2 separate regions of the Homo sapiens genome follow, and region 1 is linked to region 2. Evidence: chromatin contacts called from ENCODE Hi-C or POLR2A ChIA-PET data. All regions are on one chromosome and are shown on one strand. The core of a region is the stretch at or near the end of the contact, and the rest is flanking DNA. Distances in the headings are between cores, read along the strand shown.

Evidence for each region. A loop is a pair of places that touch in the nucleus more often than their neighbours do. ChIA-PET counts read pairs that join two places held with the same protein, here RNA polymerase II (POLR2A). Pooled maps may share reads with other maps.
Region 1: a map with no recorded cell type shows a loop between it and region 2 (2.4-fold over the local background). The contact joins two enhancer-like sites. A Hi-C loop is called at or near these places in 2 of 168 maps with a recorded cell type or tissue (GM12878 and mammary epithelial cell), 6 of 37 single-sample maps with no recorded cell type and 6 of 50 pooled maps. POLR2A ChIA-PET finds 5 or more read pairs at or near these places in 4 of 52 experiments (AG04450, MCF 10A, activated B cell and 1 more).

Annotation. Positions count from the first base shown.
Region 1 is chr11:29,325,927-29,333,055 of GRCh38, reverse strand. No RefSeq gene overlaps it. Among named protein-coding and RNA genes, the nearest start is that of LINC02755, 260 kb to the left of the region's middle. Within about 2 kb of position 3,860, at least 2 of the 41 ENCODE cell types and tissues checked have a DNase peak (open chromatin) inside an H3K27ac peak, as active enhancers do.
Region 2 is chr11:29,288,133-29,295,415 of GRCh38, reverse strand. No RefSeq gene overlaps it. Among named protein-coding and RNA genes, the nearest start is that of LINC02755, 300 kb to the left of the region's middle. Within about 2 kb of position 1,420, at least 2 of the 41 ENCODE cell types and tissues checked have a DNase peak (open chromatin) inside an H3K27ac peak, as active enhancers do.

The sequences.
Region 1 (7,129 bases), core at 2,611-5,110, 35 kb before region 2:
TTTGACACTACTTCCTCTCTAAATGAACATTCATTAAATCTTTGCTTAACCAACATAGCATGAAAGCAAGTTACCTGTGATCTTCACCTAAGTGAAGGCCTAACATTTCCATGTCTAAAATTTTAACAAGGCCATGCTAAATATCAACAGTCTGCAAAATCTCTACCCGGATGTCCTCAACAAAATCTTAAAAAAAAAATAAATTCTTGGAAAGAATTTCCCTAAGATTACTATTGAAAGACCTAGAAATGGACAGAAAATATGATAAACTTTAGCCTTTCTTTCAGAAAATAGAGGAAAACCATTATGATATTACATGATAGAAACAATTTTCCTAATATTATTTTCCAAATTTCAAATGTGTGTGTTTGTAGGCTTGAGAAAAATGATGTATTTTTGAATGCAACTGGAGAGGTTTAACAAAGAAAGCCTTTTCTGGTCCCCATGGGGGGAAATCAGCTTTAGACTGTTAGCACACACATCTGAAAGTTCAATGAACTTCAGTTAGTTGCTATGCCAACCAGCAGAAGACCTGTCCAGATATGAATTGATAACACAAATAAAATCTCCCCAAAGATGATGCTTGTTTGGCTTAAGGGCATAGTCTTTGTAACAAACCTTGACAAATCACAAGTCTATTGGTTTGGAGGATTTATTTGGACCACTATCCAAATGTCCTTAGTGCGCTATTAAAGTACCTTAATTTTTTTTTTCCATAGGAAATTGAGCAGTTGCTTCCAGGGGGATGTAGACTTTACTCTTTTTTTTTTTGTATTTTTATCTTTTCCTTTCCTAAGTATAAAAGTAGCAGATACAGAGAGAATTATTCATAGTTTCTGATTATAAGAAAGAAAGGGTGACTAGACTAGAACCGTAAACCTTGGGAGATGTTTTAGATTCCACTCTCACATTGTGATATGAAGTTGGGCAATTAATCTTTGTTTCTTAATGTCACATCTCTCACTCCCTGCCATAGGCAGAGTCCCTAAGCTGTCTGTATAAAAAGCCCTTGATGAATGTATTTGGAAGAATTTCTTTGTAGGTTTTGCTTTGCCCTTCTGTTTGCTCTATATCCTCAGAGTGAACTAATTTGGATAATATAATAGTTTACACCAACATCTAAGGGATTGGAGAAGATAAAAAATGCTAACATACTTTTTCCGTGTATCATTCCATTATTGCCACCTTGAAAAAAATTTGGTTGTCACACCCCTCTTCAGGAATCTGGAGTGTGTCTATTCTAAGAAATAGAAAAGAGTGTAAAAAACATGTTGGGAATTTTAATGATAGATATTATTTGCGTGTTCTGAATATGCACTGTAATACATATGCCAAACAACACCAACCTATGAAATAGAGTCACCAATATTGTATTGTTTGTTTTGCATACTATGACCTAGACTCACTTGCATAATTCTTCCTTTAACTTCCGGATCTCCACTGTACATTAGCTAATTTTTCCTTTCACCTCTTTGAGACAGTCTCCTCTTTGTTGAAGCCAACAAGGAGATCCAACAAGGTGTGGAGCAGATATTATAAATAGCAGTGATTTTAAATTAGATTCCTTTTTTTTTAGTTGAGATTAGGGAACAGTTTCTTGCCAATGGGCATAAGGACTATAATTGTAAATTCTTGGAGAAAGAAAATTGATCATCTAAAATATTCTTGATGAAATTCACCTTCAGTCAATGAACATTAAAAAACGACAAGGTAAAAGTGGACGTACAGTTCTCAGTGGTTTTATTTTATTCTGAAACTTTCCTATACTTTGTTGGTAGATCAGTAACAAAGGTGTACCTATCCTTAATCGAATTAGTCTGTTCGTTCTGATTGTCAAAGTGGGTCTTATCTCCTATGGGAAAACCGTAGAACTATTTATCTTTGATTCTTATCTCCCAGAAAGAAAAACAAATCTCTTCAGCCTGAAGCGGATTGATTCTAGACTTATATTACAAGGAAAGTCCAGTACTAAGAGATATAGAACTTTCCACTTTTCTGTTTTTGAGTAGTAGTTTAGATTCAAGAACTCATTTGGAGATGAAACAAAGAAATATCTAAATTAGGAAAATATTCATAGGGTTACATATTCCCATAGGTAAATTGATAAAAGCCATGACTTAGAACATCTGCAAGTTGGTGAAAATTCCTAACCTGCCTTCTCTCTGCTATATATCAACCATCTTTGAGCTATTGAAGGGGAGAATTCTGAATTAAAGGATATAGTTCAAAAGTGTTACTCAATAAATATTTGTAATTGTTTGTGATAAGTGATACATTAGTTATCAATGCCATTATCTGTTTTGTAATTGTGGAAGGGGTTGGTGGGAAGCATGACGGTGGTCCTGGGAACAGTGACAACAGCCAGGGCAATGGGGACGTGAATGTCATGCTGCTAGAAGTGCTGAAAAATGTAGCTGTGCACAGACGCTCCTCATGGAGTATGGGTGTTTTACACCATTCCCAATATCTCATGGACTGGTATTACAAAACAAATTCTGTAATCAAGAGTTATCTGGAAAAGAACAATGCACACTCTTTTATTCATATTATAACTACACTGCACCGAACCCAGTGGAATATATCAGTGAGGGGCAAACCAATAATTTTGTAGAAAATAGTAATTTGAGGCTGGAATGGAACAATCTGGATGATGAACAGAAACTTCTGAGCATCTGGTGACCATGTAAGAGGGAGCTAAAGAGTCAGCAATGATAGTAATACCCGCTTTGGTTTTCAACATGCTCTATGCTGGCTCCCAGTTTCTGCTGAGGTGGTGCCGGTATCTGCTATGGAAATTTATGAGGAAAGACAGAAGAGGTGCTGTTCTCTCACCTTCACATTAATCAAAGGAGCTCTATTTTTACCTGTCTTATACATTGAGTTTCTATGAAGGATCTCATTTGAAGAACCAGATCTATTCTAAAAAATAAAAGATTACCTGCCATAAAACCCTATTGCTCATTGAGAAGGCCAGAAAGAGTGTTTCGGCTTTGTCTTTGAGTCAGTAAAACAATAAAAGGTGAACATCCATGCCTTAATTTTCCACAGCAATAGCTTACAAAGTGCAGTCCCTCAGCCAACAACAGTATCAGTATCTCCTTGGAAGTTTTTATAAATGCAAATTCTTGAACATTACTCCAGACCTATCTAAAGCAGAAACTCCAATAAAGCCCAGCAATCTGCATTTTAACAGGTTTTTAGTTGATTCTGATGCATGTTCAAGTTTGAGAACAAGTGTCCTAGAGCTTAATTTAGTTTACCAAGTAAAAGAAATGAGGTGGTATGAATAGAAAGTCACTGTCAGTGCAGTAGTGCACTTTCTAAGGAAAACCTCTTCCAAGTATTATATCTTAGCTCCAGTCTAAATCATCATAGAGAGAATTGGTTTTCAGTTTTAGAGAAAGGAAAAAATGCCTCCAGTTCTTCTATTCCTCCAGCCCCATAAATATCAGTCAAAATAAAGCACTAGCTTAACAACTTAAAACCATTGAATAACGCTTTGAAACTCTATCTCGGCCCCAAGCTGCTTATTTGAAAATAGGTGGAGCTAATTAAGAGACAATGGTAAAGTCACTGACATGTTACAATTTGCAGTGGTTAAACGCAGTCTTGTATTTTGTTTCTAACAGATTCATTAAAATAACTGTTGCTCATAAATTCCACTCCAACTAGGTCACCAGGTGATGCACATGTAGGAACAGTGCTAGAAGAAACTGCAGTCACAGGGAATGAGGCAGGATCATAGGTTGTCAGTTTCCTTCCCAGAACCAGGGCATTTGCCATATCAGTTACCTTCCTGAAATCATGACCCATGTGGGTGAGACTATGCTAGATTACACTGGAGTTACATTTGGACTTTTCGTCAATTCTCAACCCTGGCTCTTCTCATTTCAATGATGTTATGCCACTAGATGGCTCCAGAGTGTCTACCTGCACATGAAAGTCCAGAGATTTGAAAATTTGAGTGCACTTTGTAAGCTTTCCGCAGCCATGGTCCTCTGCAATTGAATTCCACTCAACCAGAGGTGATGTCTCATTTTCTCTCCTCCGTCTTTCAAGAGTGATGGTGTCAACAGAAAACATGAATGCCGCAGACCAATAAAGCACGTGTCTTCTCCACATTCCAAACTTTAAAGTCTAGCTTTGAGCAGATGATATATGAATGCTGAAAGTGGGAATAAACATTCTGTTTTATAGCATTTCATAACTTAGGTGGTTGTGGGTTATTAGAAAATGTAACAGAACAAAATGGACCAAAGATTTCCCATGCTCAAGCCTTGCTTAATCAGAGAAGCTAAGAGGTAAGTTATTAAGCCTGACCTGCCTTTTTTATATTCTGTTCTGGTGGTGTTGGTTAGTGTGGAAACTCAATTTTTGTTTGTTTTAGTTTTTCTAAGTGTAAAAGTTGGTTTTTTTTTTTTTTTAAGTTTGTGATATGAACTCAGTTTCTTCTAGGCTTAGCTTTCATTTCTAAATTAATCCAATTTGACGACAGCTTCTAAAATGAGCAATCACGCTTACCAAACTCTCCCATTGTGATAATGAATTGTTTCTGGGATGGATACTTGAAGTAAGTGGAAAGCAACCATAGACTGAAATTACCCATCCAGAGGCCTGAGAGAACATGGATCAGGAGACAAAAAGCCTGAATCCAGAAGGAAGAAGGCTCTAGGGTTGAAAAGGCACCCCGTGTCAAAGTAGGAGCTTCACTTTGGCAAACCAAAGCCATAAAGAATTTGAAGTTTGGGGATACTAATTTTATGAATAAGCAGAGGAATTCAGTCTGCAGAAAGAAGAATGGGATGTGTACAAAGAAAATATCATATGCGAGAAAAAAATTTAGACTCAGAAAGATACACAGTATAGGTATCTGAAAAGCTTCCAGTTCCTACGTGCACTGCTTATACTTCCTTCAACCAAATGCCACATGTGGTTTTCTGAGACTTTACAGCCACTCTTTCCCCAACTTTTTACATTTTCCTTGAGCTGACTGTCAAAGATTCCCGAACAGTCCTTTGTTCTCAATGAACTAAAATTTAGAAAGCATATTTTATTGTGAGTCAACTCAAAATACTAAATTCCTTATAGTTGAGTTTATGAAATAGGGGAAACTGTCTCTGTATCTTTGGTCCCGATAGTTTTTTGGTTCTTTGTCACCACTATCTCCTGACAGAATGATGGTATTGGCCTCTGACCTGGTTCTTTGCTACTCTCCACCCTCCCATAAGAGTAACATTTTTTTTTTTTTTGAGACAAGAGTCTTACTCTGTTGCCCAGGCTGGAGTGCAGTGCCGCGATCTCGGCTCACTGCAAGCTCCGCTTCCCCGGTTCACGCCATTCTCCTGCCTCAGCCTCCCGAGTAGCTGGGACTACAGGCGCCCGCCAACACACCCGGCTAATTTTTTGTATTTTTAGTAGAGACGGGGTTTCGCCATGTTAGCCAGGATGGTCTCGATCTCCTGACCTTGTGATCCACCCACCTCGGCCTCCCAAAGTGCTGGGATTACAGGCGTGAGCCACCGTGCCTGGCCGAAGAGTACAATTTTTAAAACAGAAATCTATTTTTTCCACTCCTTGATTTAAACCATCTTTCCTATAAGAAAAAGTAAAGTAAAAGCCTTACAACGGCTTTCGGGTTTTTGGCCTGGGTCCTGTCCATCTCTCCAATCTCATCTTAGAGTCCTATTTCTTCTCTTCATTCTCTGTGCTCTAGCCACCCTGGCCTTTCAAGTTCTAGGACAGACCATTTTCTTTCCAACTTCAGAATCTTTGAACACACTCTCCCTTTTCTGTTAACTCCTTCGCCCTTCATCTTTTACTTCAAATGCTACTTCCTTAGGAAGAAATTCATAAACCCCTACAATAAAAAGACTTCATTTTAGCACCCTGTTTCCTGCATAACACTTATCTCATTTTGAAGCATTTATTCACATTCACTTGTGTCTTGTCACCTATTCTCCCACCAGACTGCAAAATCTATAAAAACCGCTACTTTTTAGTGTTTTTGCTCACAGTTGCGTGCCCAGTTTCAGGAAGCTCACTATATCTTAGTTGAATGAATGAATGAATGAATGAATGAATGATTCTATGAGTACTTGAAGAGAAGTTCTGAGCCTTGTAGCATATTCTGTGGGAATTTTTTGTGGTTGTTCTGCTTGATATTTTAATTTCCTTTCATTATGATGCATACTTATTCTTTTTTGTGAATGTACGGCTGGTACAATGTGTCTAGTTTGCATTGTACAGTTTTTGGAAAGCCTTACATTTTGGAAGTAAATATATTTAAGAAACACATTCAATTTGAATAATGTTTCATTATAATCAAGAATCTCAGAGATATATTCATTTTTGTGAATTGGAGAACATTTTTACCTGAAGGTTGGCATGAGGATGAATACATGACAAGATTAGAATTGGAGGGTGTAGGCAGAGACAATGGGAATTCTAGGCTATTCCAAGGTTTTGAGGATGCTTGGTCCTTATTAAGTGAATTTAAGTTTGCTTGATATTTTTTCAACAACTACTACAAAAAAAATCTGATCACTTGAATAACTTCAAAGCACATGAAAGTAAAATAGGCATTGCTGGTCATTTTAAATAATTTTAAAAGTATTTCCACAACTTTTCTTTGAGGATGTGAAAAACCAAGAAAACATGTTCAATCATAGCTTGAAAAAATATAGACAGGTAGAAAGAATTCTCTTTGCTATTATTGAACTATCTTTGCTGAGCTGAACTTATACTTCACCAAGAAAGTATTCTGAATTTATTATTTTCCATATTGTTTTCCTTTGATTCCAGTTTGATCTGTGAATACCTTTTTAAAAATAATCATCAGCAAAAACAATAGGCATATGGATACTTACTTCCCCATCATCTTCAATTTCCACATTTCATCAAATAATTTTCCCTCTATTACATCCTTTAATGTGCTTTTTGGCATTCTAAAAACCCAATGCAATTTCTTAGCTTATAGTATTGCTGTATGTCTATAAGTATTGCTGGATGTTTTCTCATATTTTGGGAAATTTTTCTACTTTGATTTCGTTGGGCAAGTTACACGTTCACTTTCTACTTTCCCTTTGAGGGTATTTGGCATTTATAATGCTGAGTTGAACCTTATGATATC
Region 2 (7,283 bases), core at 171-2,670:
TTCTTCCTACATTTCAGACTTGATCACAAAAATAACAAAAATTTTCAGGGGAAATCAAACTTGCATTCAGGATTTATATATTATGAATAAATTATGGCTTATACTGTTTGCTAGCATGATTCAGAGTACCTACTTCTACGACATCAAACAGAGGTATGGAATAGAGTGTGGCAAAACCTAATGGTTACTGGTCAGTGAATCAGGATCTCTGGGTTCTGCACTTAGGGTGTGTGAAGGGGAAAATATCGTAATCTCAGTTGGTCTCAGATGAAGTGGTTCAATTATACTACCAATAATCATGGATCTCCCCCGGAGTAACTCTGTCTCTATAGTCCTAGGCCTGTATCCATAAAATAGGAAGTACACTTAGAAAATGTGACTGAAGACAATAGATTTGCCAAGTAACAAACAAAAAAAAGGAGAGACAAAAAGTAAAACAGAAATGGGCCTGGAGGAGTAGTCCTTAACATTTTGGCAGAAAGCTAGAATACCTCCTTTCCATTTTCCTGGAGCTTTGCAGGTATGGCTCCCTTCCACAGTGCTGAAACAAACATCCCCCATTATCACTTTAGCTGCTCTGAGATTGGTAACCAAGGAGGAAATGGAAGAAAAAGGTTTTGTTGTTCCTCTTTTGTCTTGGGTAAGAATAGCTTTTGAGATAAGAATACATTTATTTTTATTACCTTTGTTGATTCCATCATTTTGTTATTCAGTTATTGTGTACTTTTTATCATAAAAGACTTTGGGGAGAGCTTTGCAGCTTCTGTTAAATCATGAAACTAGTTTTAATTTAAGCTCAGTCCAAATACGATTTCTCAAAATAGAGATGTTTCTACCAACATATCATTTTTATTTCTTGTGTGTAGTCAAAATAAAAAGATTAGACAAATTTGATATAACAGTCATGATCACAGGTAAACATTAGAAAGGAATAAACTTTGCTTTTTCACTTGAAAATCCAAGTGTTTTCTTCACATGAATTGTAAGAAGATAAAACTATACTGACTTAAGGAGGGAGGCTAATGAGAATTTTTTAGCCCATACATGGGCCTCCTTTAAACTATTTTACTTTTAGTTGTCCTACATTATAGAAAGCTACCAGAAGATTTAGTTTATGCATATACAATTAAAATACAAATACAAATATATGTATGTCTGTGTCTCTACATAGACCTACATTTATTAGTCAAACAATAAAAGAAAATTTGTTCCAGTTATAAAATGCTCAAGCCAAATTTGTCACACAGTCAAGGGCTTACTTTGTTCTTTGAATCATCCCTGAATGACCTGTGTACAAATTACAAAACCCTAAAGAGTTAAAAGTGTTTGTTTCACAGGAAATTGGAAGAAATTTATGTGCGCAAGTGAAACTGAAAGGTCGAATGTGTGACTCACATCTATTGACAGATGGAATGAGCATAACATAAGCAGACAGTGACTAGAAAACAAGCCGGTTGTGTGAAAGTATTTTTAGAGACTAATTTCTACCCAGCTGTGTCATCTATGAATGGGAGAAGTTTGAGAAAGTTACCTAGGGATGTCTGAGCTTAATCAAGTGAAAGTTAATGATACTGATTTGGCTTAAATATTCACTTCAAACTTTGGTGTGCAAACATCAAATATACCAGTATTTGAACTAATTACCAGGGAAGCTGGATTGTTCCTTTATCAAAATGACATAATTGTCTTTATTAAGACCTCTCATGATACCTGAATTTTTAGCAACATAAACAATAATGGCTCACATTTATAAACTCATTTACAATTTGAATAGCATTTTCATATTCCTGTGAAGTTAGCAGAGCTAATATTACCTCATTTTAGAGTAGAAACATTGAGTCCAGAGTCCCTTAGTCACTAATAAAATTCAGAAAGCTATCAAATGGTAGACATAGTATAAAAACCAACATCTACTGGCAACTAGTATAAAAGTTAATGGTGAAGTCTCTGATCTCCTTCGTCAGACTTCCTGGTTACTAAATAAATATATAATTTTGGAAACTTTAACATTTTTATGCCTCAGCTTTCTGTCCTTACCATAAATCGTGAATAATAATATATGTTTCTCCCCAGGGTTATTCATTATTGAGTCCCTCCTAAATGTCATGCATTTTTCTAGGTCAGGGATAAAAATCCCTGTTCTCATGCAGTTTATGGTCTAGTTGAAAAAGAATAGACAATCAATCAGCCAATCAAAATAAGTATATTAGGTAATGATAGATGCTATGGTGATAAATAAAGCAGGAAATGCTTTATTTATGAAAAGTTCTACCCAAGGAGCTGTTGGAATTTTAAATCATTTTAGGAAATTGACACCTGCTTGATTAGTAACAGTATAGTCCACGAAAATTAATATTGACCTCTGTAGTAGGCCTGGCTAGTTAGAGTAATTTTATTCCCCAGGCAATATTGACTGACTAATGGATGAGAGCATAAAGCCAAAACGTTCCAATTTCTGTGAATTCGGGAAGTTGTACTGGAGCTACTTGGAAGATTCTGGGAAATCTGAATCTGGAATAACTCACGACTTAAGACTTTGGCCGCCATGTTAAGACCTTGTATAACCTGAAAATAAATGCCATAGAGAGACAAGCAGAATCAAGAATAGAGATGATGTTCTTATGACACTATTGGAGTTCCCTCTTAAATCTTAACATATTTACCTGAGATATTTTTTGTTAAGTAAGACAATGGGTTCGCTTTATTGATTACTTTGTTTTGAGCTTTGCTTATTATCATTTGCCACCAAAAAAGCTTGACCAGCATAAGCATAATGAAGGGTGGGCAAGATTTCCTGACAGAAGATGCATCTCAATCTCACCAAGTAGATCACTGATATCACTTGCAAGGAAGTGAATGCATTTTCCCAAATATGTGTCACTACAGCATGGTTAAAACTTCTTGGCATTTTCCCTTGGATCTCCTAAGTTATGTCAGTAGACATTTCAAGTTATTTAAAGAGGACTCAAAAATGAGAAAGTATTCGTGCTAAAATGGAAGTAAAAATCGTTAAATCCAACACCTTCGTGTTTTAGATTAAGAAACTGAGATTTATAAAAATTTAGAGACATTGTCCTCAAACTACTGAGTTATTTTGTAGCAAAACATATCTAAGCTTTCTGTCCTCTGATATATTGTTGTTTCCACTTCAGTATTAATTCTATCTATCTCCATTTTCTCCCATATTCACTTCCCTATCACAGCAATGTATGGCACTGTTTCTCTTGCTAAATTATATTTCCATAGAAGGAGGAACTTTGAAAAGAAAACACAATGAGTAACCGCTGATACCACTTATGTTATCTTTTGTAATATGGTATTAAAACTGACTTTGTGGTAATGTACATCTTCATATGACCTCCTTATCTACTTGATTAGCAATCAACTGTACCTTCTCTGTTATGTTACATTTTCTGCAAAAGAAAATTTTAAAACTCCCATGATTTTCCTTTTTTGCCACTGATTTCGTGGTTTTGGAAACTCATCATCTTCCTAAACAATAAGATATTTAACTCTGTCTCTTTTAGGTCCTTCAATCAAATAAAATATTCTTTTATTCTTTTGATTATGAAATAAGATATTTTTGATAGAGAAACAATATGAAGTACATTCTTCACCCAATGGTTGTTTGTCATGACACATACTTCTTTACACTTTTGAGACTCAGTTTCCTCATCTGTAAAGCAGAAATAATTATGCTTTCCTTTTTCCCTATCAACCGTCTATATTTGCTGTTGAGGTACATAAAAGATACACTATAGTGTATAGTGAGTTTATAAGTGCTATATAAACTCAATGCCTCATTATGATTAATCACTGAAGAACTGTTAATTTCTTTCCATTGTTTTAAAGTTATGAATGGTGGTTGAGGTCCTGATGAACCATTGAAAAACAGTGGAACACTTTAGTGTTTGCACAGAGTAAAATCTTCATGCCTAGGAAATTTTGATAAAGAAAGCCCTTTAGCTATTATTTTTTTCTAGCATTTAAAAAAATCTGTGCTCCTTAGAGCTCTCACAAGTTACTATAGGAGGTAAGGAGAAGTCCAATAGGACAGAGTTCCAGGTACCCCTGCTTCACTTTCAATCAATATAGCTCACTTTAATCAACTTCCCCCACTTGAGGAATTCTCCTGAGATATAGTTGTAAGAAAGAGCTTCTAGATATTCTGACACCACCCCCCCCCCACCGCCCCTCACACACAAACACACATACAAAGATTGAAAATTCTGGATGGAGTCTTTTTCATTTAAAAGATGAAAAAACTGAGGCCCCAAAGAGATAAGTAATTTTCCAAAGTTATCCAACTCCACTTCCATTGGCAAAGTGAGGATTAAAATCTAGGTTCTGATTCCCCTACCTTCACCATCTCATCATGCAGCATCTTCCTGTGACTGGGAAGTTTTAAGATTCAACAGTGCCACTTCTGGTTTTGTTTTATTTTGTTTAGGAAGACATGGTATTATATATGAACTTAATTATAGGATTGAACTTTTGGGACTAGCAATCCCAAAATTTTGGCCTCAAATGATTCTCCTCTCACCGTTACTTGCTTTCACCAAAATGTATGTTGGTAATTATGCAGATCAGAGCATCAATCTAGAAGTTTCTATGTAGAAAACATTCCTCCCAATTAAAACTCAGCTAAGTTATTCTTTTGTGGATCATCAGCAATTTCTTTCTTCTCTTTTGCACAAAAGATAAAATTATATAGAATTTAATTTTTCAGATTAAACCTTTCTTTTAACTTCCCCAGTCTCTCACTAGTAAGATGACCATAAGATTCATTGCCCAAATAAGGATGGTTTTAAGAATTTAAAAAGACACATTTCATAATTACTCTGAAAATACTGATATAAATTGGAGCTTTTCTAGGAAAACTGGTATGATCACCTTATCATTAACTATCCTACAGATATATTTGAAATCAGTTAGGGTAAAATATCTATTAATTGAATGTGACTTTCATTCATAAGTATTTAAAAATTGGTACTAAGTAATTTTTCCCCAGAAGAAAACCCCAAAATAATAGCAATACTAATTTCAGAACTAAAACATAAGAGAATAAGTGAATTCCTCTTTCTCTGTGTACACACACACACACACACACACACACACTCATTTTATTTCTGAAAATTATTCCTCCCCATTTTGTATATAAACTCTAAAAGCAATTCGTTCATTCTGAGAAGCAGGACTACTTTCTCTTTAAACAAAATTCTATGAAAGATTGCCCTTGATACAAATTAAATAAGTTTAAACAACGACTAAGATACACCTGATAATGTCCCCATAATTCCTCTTCAAAAGCATAACAAAACAAAGCCAAAAACTTTAGGAGACAACAGCAAATGATGTTATTGACATAAAATCAAAATGTATGAGTTAATGCTTTGGCTAAAAAGTTCTCCATAGAATTATCAACTATTTTGCTGATACTCATTTCACTTAAAGTACTTCATAAGTTTTAACAACTAATCAAACAAAAAGATATTCATGTAACTTAGTCTATCAGAATACATATGCAGTGTCACTCTTGGTGACTTGATGATTTTTTTTTTTTATAGTTCAAATGTTTTTTTAAATTTATTTTTCATGTAGTTTTTTTTTTCTTTTTCTTTAATTATACTTTAAGTTCTAGGGTACATGTTATCACTCATAGGTGGGAATTGAACAATGAGAACACTTGGACACAGGAAGGGGACCATCACACACTGGGGCTTGATGACTGTTTTGATACAAAACATATGAGACAGTAACATTTATGTGCACAAAGAGATAAGAAAAAAACACTTGAAATATTGTAGAAACATTGCCTGTCATAGCTATTCTCTACAATTAAACTTTTCAATGCAAACTGCGTGACAGTAAGAAAATTACTCGGTTTACTATTGCATTACCTAGTTATGGCATGACGCCTATCACATAGTAGGCACTTAGTAATCATTTGATGAACCGTTGAACACATAAAAACATGAATGAATGATCATAATTAACTAACACATATTTACCCTGTCTGAGGGTACCAGAATTGCAATCAGTTCTAGAGTAGTGTTGATTTCACCTAAGGAAAGACCACGTGTTGAGTTTTTCAAAGTCATGGCCTTGCAGTTTATTGGACATATTTCCAAATGTAGACAGTTACTTAATAGCAAGTTTCAATCTAGGGAACTCAGGTGAATTTTTTGTATGAAGAGTAGATTAGACCTGGATGTTTTTTATCACAGACTACTTTAAAAAAATGTTTTCTTTGCAAACAGGGACAATTTGACTTCCTCTTTTCCTAACTGAATACCCTTTATTTCCTTCTCCTGCCTGATTTCCCTGGCCAGAACTTCCAACACTATGTTGAATAGGAGTGGTGAGAGAGGGCATCCCTGTCTCGTGCCAGTTTTCAAAGGGAATGCTTCCAGTTTTTGCCCATTCAGTATGATATTGGCTGTGGGTTTGTCATAGATAGCTCTTATTATTTTGAGATACATCCCATCAATACCTAATTTATTGAGAGTTTTTAGCATGAAGAGTTGTTGAATTTTGTCAAAGGCCTTTTCTGCATCTATTGAGATAATCATGTGGTTTTTGTCTTTGGTTCTGTTTATATGCTGGATTACATTTATTGATTTGTGTGTGTTGAACCAGGCTTGCATCCCAGGGATGAAGCCCACTTGATCATGGTGGATAAGCTTTTTGATATGCTACTGGATTCGGTTTGCCAGTATTTTACTGAGGATTTTTGCATCGATTTTCATCAGGGATATTGGTCTAAAATTCTTTTTTTTGTTGTGTCTCTTCCAGGCTTTGGTATCAGGATGACGCTGGCCTCATAAAACGAGTTAGGGAGGATTCCCTCTTTTTCTATTGATTGGAATAGTTTCATTGGCCATCAGAGAAATGCAAATCAAAACCACAATGAGATACCATCTCACACCAGTTAGAATGGCAATCATTAAAAAGTCAGGAAACAACAGGTGCTGGAGAGGATGTGGAGAAATAGGAACACCTTTACACTGTTGGTGAGACTGTAAACTAGTTCAACCATTGTGGAAGTCAGTGTGGCGATTCCTCAAGAATCTAGAACTAGAAATACCATTTGACCCAGCCATCCCATTACTGGGTATATACCCAAAGGATTATAAATCATGCTGCTGTAAAGACAGATGCACACGTATATTTATTGAGGCACTATTCACAATAGCAAAGACTTGGAACCAAGCCAAATGTTCAACAATGATAGACTGGATAAAGAAAATATGGCACATATACACCATGGAATACTATGCAGC